Regions from separate parts of the Mus musculus genome. Here region 2 is linked to region 1. A link is a contact called in ENCODE Hi-C or POLR2A ChIA-PET data. All regions are on one chromosome and are shown on one strand. Each heading gives the region's core, a stretch centred on a gene start or an enhancer-like site at or near the end of the contact. The rest is flanking DNA. Distances are from core to core; before and after follow the strand shown. Region 1 overlaps Fam178b (family with sequence similarity 178, member B). Region 2 overlaps Fam178b (family with sequence similarity 178, member B).

Region 1 (2,723 bases), core at 207-2,706:
AGCCCCACTCCCAGCCTGGCTGCTGCTTCTCTCCCTCCGCCAGGCCTGAATTAGCCCAGACTGGGTTGTAGGAGCATGCTGTAAGTGCTGCCTCTTGGCCGCTGCCTGCCTTTCACCCCTTCAATCCCTTCTCTTTGTCCTTGCTGCACCTCTTTAGATGAGCCAGACTTAGGTGAACCCAGGGTTACATGCACAGTGTGACAAAACCCCAGTGTCACTTTCCCCAATGCTTGCCTGTACCCTATGGTGCATTCCCAGAGAGGTTCCCTGTTGCCTTTGTGGGAAACCCTGGGTTGACCTCCTTTTCCTCGGCCACCCTGGCCAGGGCTAAAGAAAGAACATCTGTCCCAGAGTCAAGTCTCACTGGCTTGGTGTAGACCATGATTGGCTGGTCCAGGTCACATGTGTTCTGCTGGAGTCAACTCTGTAGACACCACCATGGAACAGTTTGGCCTAAATGTAGGGGACAGGAAGCTAGGCCAGTCTTAAAATGGAAGGGGTATGTCCTAGGTACCTAGAAACTTTGGGCTGTATAGTACACCCTGTTCTTGTCATGGGTTTTGAGAGAAACCAGCTCTCTTTACAGATGGCCAGTTCCAGTTACTCCTTGAAGAGCTCCACATGCTCACTCATGCCCTCAGGCCCACATGCTGATATGCACACACATGTGTAAACCTGAACTCACACACATAGACTCCTGCAGCAAGAGATTATGGGCAGAGCTGGGTTTTCTGCCTAGAGTCCTGTGGGATCAGGGTCTCTGGTCCCAGCTGGAGAAGCAGCTGCCTATCATCTTACTTGCCCTAGCCCCCACCCCAGGAACCCAGAGAGGAAGGGTGGGCAGGGTGGCATCACTCTCCCAAGGATTTGCTCATAGTCCCGAGGTTCCTCCCTAGGGAGACACGTGTGCTGTAGTCCAGCTGTCAGGATGGCAGCACTTTAGACATGCCCTCAGCCTTCCTGAATATTATGTCCCACCCCTATCTCCTGTGCCAGAGCTTCCCAGCTCCCACCCAGTCCTCAGAGCAGAAACCCTCAGGGCCCATTCTCAAAGTTGAAATAGAACTTACAAGAGGATTCCACTGTGAGAGGTCTCAGAGCTTATTTTCTGGGAAGTTAGAACAGCTCAGGCTCACACTGAGGAAATGTCGGGGGGGGGGGAAGCTGTGGGGGTATATGGGTATATCCTGGGCCTCTCAAATCCTCTAGCACCCTGGGAAGATTCCTCCCTCCCGTCTCTGGACCCAGCTGGGGTCCTAAGAGCAACTTTTCACATAGTGCTTGTTCCCAGCAGCTGAGCAGGAAGTCCTGTTCCTGTCTAGATGCTACCAGCCTGTCCTCTCTCACCCTAAAGTGGCCGCATCACTGTTCCATTTTCAGGGCTCCACCCACCCACATGGCCCATCACTTTCGTTTGCAGAATAGGGTGGCCTGCCCAGCCCTACCCAGTGGTGAATCTGGCAGGATGTGCCTGTGACGTCTGCTGCCTGGCCTCTTGACCCTGTATCTTCAGGGACTCTGGGCTAGGAAGGGTATTATGTCACACGTCTCATTTCCTAGCAGTTAATTATGTGTCTCATCATTTCCTACGTGCTAGGACTAGTGACCAATGCCCTGTCCTGGGCAGAGTCACTTTGGAAGCCAGCTTTTCTTTCAGAACAGATGTCTGCTTGCAGCCCTCTGCTTGCTTTCTAATCTAGTGCCTGCCAAGGCCAAGGTCAGGAACATAACCTTGGACCTGGAGCTGCATGGACAAGGAGAGCAGCTTGTAAGTGTGCACACAGAACAGAGAAGAAATGATGTCCTACCAATCCAAGATGGCAGGTGCAAAGTGCCAGTGTTCAGATAAGGCAGACTCAGAAACATGCATGCCCTGTGCTTTGGAGGACTCCTGAGATGCTAGAGCCCCGCTTCTCTCCTTGAGCTGAAACTCTTGGTTTGGTGCTAAATGATGTTGCTGTTTGCCCAACCACAGGAGCACAGGCTGATGGACCCCATCTACACAGAAACAGCCGGGCCTCTGCGGCTTGTCTCTCAAGATATCCGTGGACTCAGATCCAGAAGTTCTCAATGCCATCTCTATTTAGAACTGTTATACAAGTGCACGTGTGCGTGTGCACCTGCACTCGCACACACCCGCGTGCACACATACCCGCACGCGCGCGTGCACATGCACAGAATGTCTCCTGATGAAGATCCCAGACATCTGCTTCTTGCTAGATTTTTCCCTCACTGGACATGCTAGGGATCTAGCCAAGCTTGAGCTTAGACATATGCTGAGACATAGGGTTACCAGGCCTTCTCTGAATGTCCCCTCTGTACGCCAGGTTGCTGTGATACTAGATTTTAAATTTAATTTTAAAAGGCAAATGAATCAGAGTCCACCTCTCACACAGGTGACCTAGTGATCAGCTCAGCTTCTAGAGCTCAGCTTCAGCCGATGTGCTCTCATCGGTCCCCGGGAGGACCCACGTGAGGCAGGAGTGGTACTTATCACAGGATTCTTCTGGGATCGGTAGTCAGGCTGGGCTGGGCTGGGCTGGGCTGGGCCTCCAGACCTTGGAGACTGAGCTGAATGCACATTCCCCAGGGTAACCACCAGCCAGGGCCTGTGATGTCAGAGGCAGAAACAGGGTAGGTAGTCCTGGCATCCTGGAGCTGCCGAGCAGGTGCCAACACCTGCCAGCTGAGCCTGCGCCTCAGCAGCATGGCTTAGAGAGTTA
Region 2 (2,700 bases), core at 131-2,630, 44 kb before region 1:
GAGTACACAGTGGGACCCTGTCTCAGAAAAAAAAAAAAAGAAATTGAATTTTGTTGAAAGTCTTTTTTACATCTGTTGAGATAATCGTGTAATTCTGTCCTTTAGTCCATTTATGCAAGTTATTACATTTATTGATTTGCATGTGTAAAGTCATCCCTGCATCTCTGGAATAAATCCAACTTTATCATGGCAAATCATCTTCCTCCTGCCCACCCCATCCCCCCCCCCCCCAGACAGGGTTTCTCTGTGTAGCCCTGGCTGTCCTGGAACTCACTCTGTGGACCAGGCTGGTCTCAAATTCAGAAATCTGCCTGCCTCTGCCTCTCAGTGCTGGGATTAAAGGTGTGCGCCACCACTGCCCGGTGCAAATCATCTTTTTATAGGCTTATTTGTGTCATTTTAAATTATAAAACTTGTGTTTGCCGGGCATGGTGGCGCACGCCTTTAAACCCAGCACTCAGGAGGCAGAGGCAGGCGGATTTCCGAGTTCAAGGCCAGCCTGGTCTACAAAGTGAGTTCTAGGACAGCCAGGGCTATACAGAGAAACCCTGTCTCGAAAAATAAAACAAAAAACTTGTGTTTGTGTCTGCATGTGGGCACATAAGTGCAGGTGTTCTTGGAGGCCAGAAGAGGGCGTCAGATGTCTTAGAGCTGAAGTTACAGGTGATGGGGAACCACCCGACATGGGTGTTGGAAACTGAACTTGGATCTTCTAGAAGGCAGCAATAAGTGCTGTTAACCAATGAGCCATCTCTCCAGACTGATAGATTTTAACATCTCAATCAGTGGGAACTAGCAGCTTCCCAAGAGTCAGTGTCTGGAAGAGCCATTCTCCCCTGCTGCTAAGCTTGCAATAGTGCCGCTGTCTTCTGTAGCTGGCATGGAGCTCCAGCGACCACAGGACAAGAGCTCTGGGTATTTAGGAGAGTTGGTGTGCAGGGGCTCCTGGCCACCTCACCCCTTGTCATCAGCCGCACACACTGTTCTCTAATGACAGCAAGTTTTCCTTTGCTTAGTGGGACTCATACTTGGCTACATATTAATACTACTTGGGAGCTTTTAGATGCTATGTGTCTTTCTTGTTTACACCTTACTCATAAAGGCAGAGTCTCTTTATTCTTTTCTTTTCTTTTTCTATTTTGTCTTTTTTGACACAGGGTTTTTCTGTGGCATAACAGCCCCGGCTGTCCTGGAACTCACTCTGTAGACCAGGCCTGCCTCCAACTCAGAGACTCACCTTCCTCTGTCTCCCAAGTGCCTGGAATTAAAGGCATAAGCCACTACGGCCCAGCCTGGTTTCCAGTTTTTATCAAGTATGGCTAAGCCTGCTAGAAACACATGCAGCGTCTCACAGGCCCTGCTTTCAGCTCAGCTGGCTAGCTCCCAAAGAGCAGCATAGTCGGGTCTCCTTGTAAAGGCGTGTTGAGCTTTGTGAGAAACACTGCACTGTCTTCCAAAGTAGTGAATGAAGACTCCTCTCACTCTGGATCCTTGCCAGGATATGGTTCTATTTTGTCTCCTAGAGAGCAGGCATAGTCCAAAAATGTCGGGTTCGGAACCCCAGAATGAGGGCCTGCTTTAGGCCCACATGCCAGAACAGCGCCGGGAAGCCTTTTTCAATCCGAATCACTTTGAGGCCGGTGTGTGACGTTAGAAGGGTGGGATTTGTTACTGTCACTAAGATCCCCACGTTGTTCAGAGCAGTACACCTTTAGATGATGTCCTACTTGGCTTTAACTGTCAAGTTGACATAACCTACAGTAACCTAAAGGGATTCTCAATCAAGGGATTGCCCACAGCAGAGCGACCTGTGGACATGTCTGTGGGAGATGGTGTTTTGAGGAGTGATGTGACAGAACCCCAGCTCCAACCTACAGGAGCAACACAATTCCCTGGGCAGATGGTCTTGGGCTTTTTCAGAAAGCTAACTGAGCATTAAGTCTGAGAGAGTAAGCCACCAGGCAGCCTCCTCTGTGGTTTCTGCTTTCTTACTTGAGTTCCTGCCCCAACTTCCCTCAGGGACAGACTGTGATCTGGAAGTGTCAGCCAAATACACCCTTTTTCCTTCTAAGTTGCTTTCAGTCACAGTGTTTTCTCACAAAAGAGAGAAGAGAGGGAAACTGGAACAGATGGCAAAGTAAGAAGAAACTGTCTGAACTGGACACACGCCCCTCAGAAAAGATGCAGTGACCTCAGCCATTAGAGATATGCAAATCAACGCTGTGAGTGGTCTCATCTCACCCCGCCCCCCACAAGAATGGCTGACATCAGGAAGTCAAACAATATCCAGGCAGGGTAGCACATGTCTCTGGTTCCAGTACTTGGGAGGCAGAAGCAGGCAGGTCTCTGTGAGTTGAACCTAGTCTACATAGCAAGTTCCAGGCCTGTCAAGGCTATATAGTAAGAAAGAAATTATATCATTTTGAGGAAAATGGGTAGAACTGAAGATCATCATGTTAAATGCATCAAGCCAGACTCAGACAAACATATTTTCTCTCACATATGGACCTCAGGCATCTGTGTGTATGTGTGTGTGCACGTATACATGCAAGTTCATGGAATACATGTAAGAAAATGTCATATTTTCCAAAATGAATATATGGTTTAAAAAGAAAGAGGAAAATGCCTGGAGCCAAGATGTGATAGCTGGGTCTACAGTTGTCTTCTTAGACCATAAGGTGACCTTGAGCTTAAGAAACC

Evidence for each region. A loop is a pair of places that touch in the nucleus more often than their neighbours do. ChIA-PET counts read pairs that join two places held with the same protein, here RNA polymerase II (POLR2A).
Region 2: a loop to region 1 is called in a map of gastrocnemius, with 5 times the contacts of the local background. The contact joins two enhancer-like sites. A Hi-C loop is called at or near these places in 4 of 37 maps with a recorded cell type or tissue (CH12.LX, adrenal gland, gastrocnemius and 1 more). POLR2A ChIA-PET finds 5 or more read pairs at or near these places in 2 of 5 experiments (both embryonic stem cell).

What each region holds. Positions count from the first base shown.
Region 1 is chr1:36,570,529-36,573,251 of GRCm38, reverse strand. The region is part of intron 13 of Fam178b (family with sequence similarity 178, member B); the gene reads left to right. Among named protein-coding and RNA genes, the nearest start is that of Sema4c, 14 kb to the right of the region's middle. Within about 2 kb of position 1,456, at least 1 of the 3 ENCODE cell types and tissues checked has a DNase peak (open chromatin) inside an H3K27ac peak, as active enhancers do.
Region 2 is chr1:36,614,102-36,616,801 of GRCm38, reverse strand. The region is part of intron 7 of Fam178b (family with sequence similarity 178, member B); the gene reads left to right. Among named protein-coding and RNA genes, the nearest start is that of Sema4c, 57 kb to the right of the region's middle. Within about 2 kb of position 1,380, at least 1 of the 3 ENCODE cell types and tissues checked has a DNase peak (open chromatin) inside an H3K27ac peak, as active enhancers do.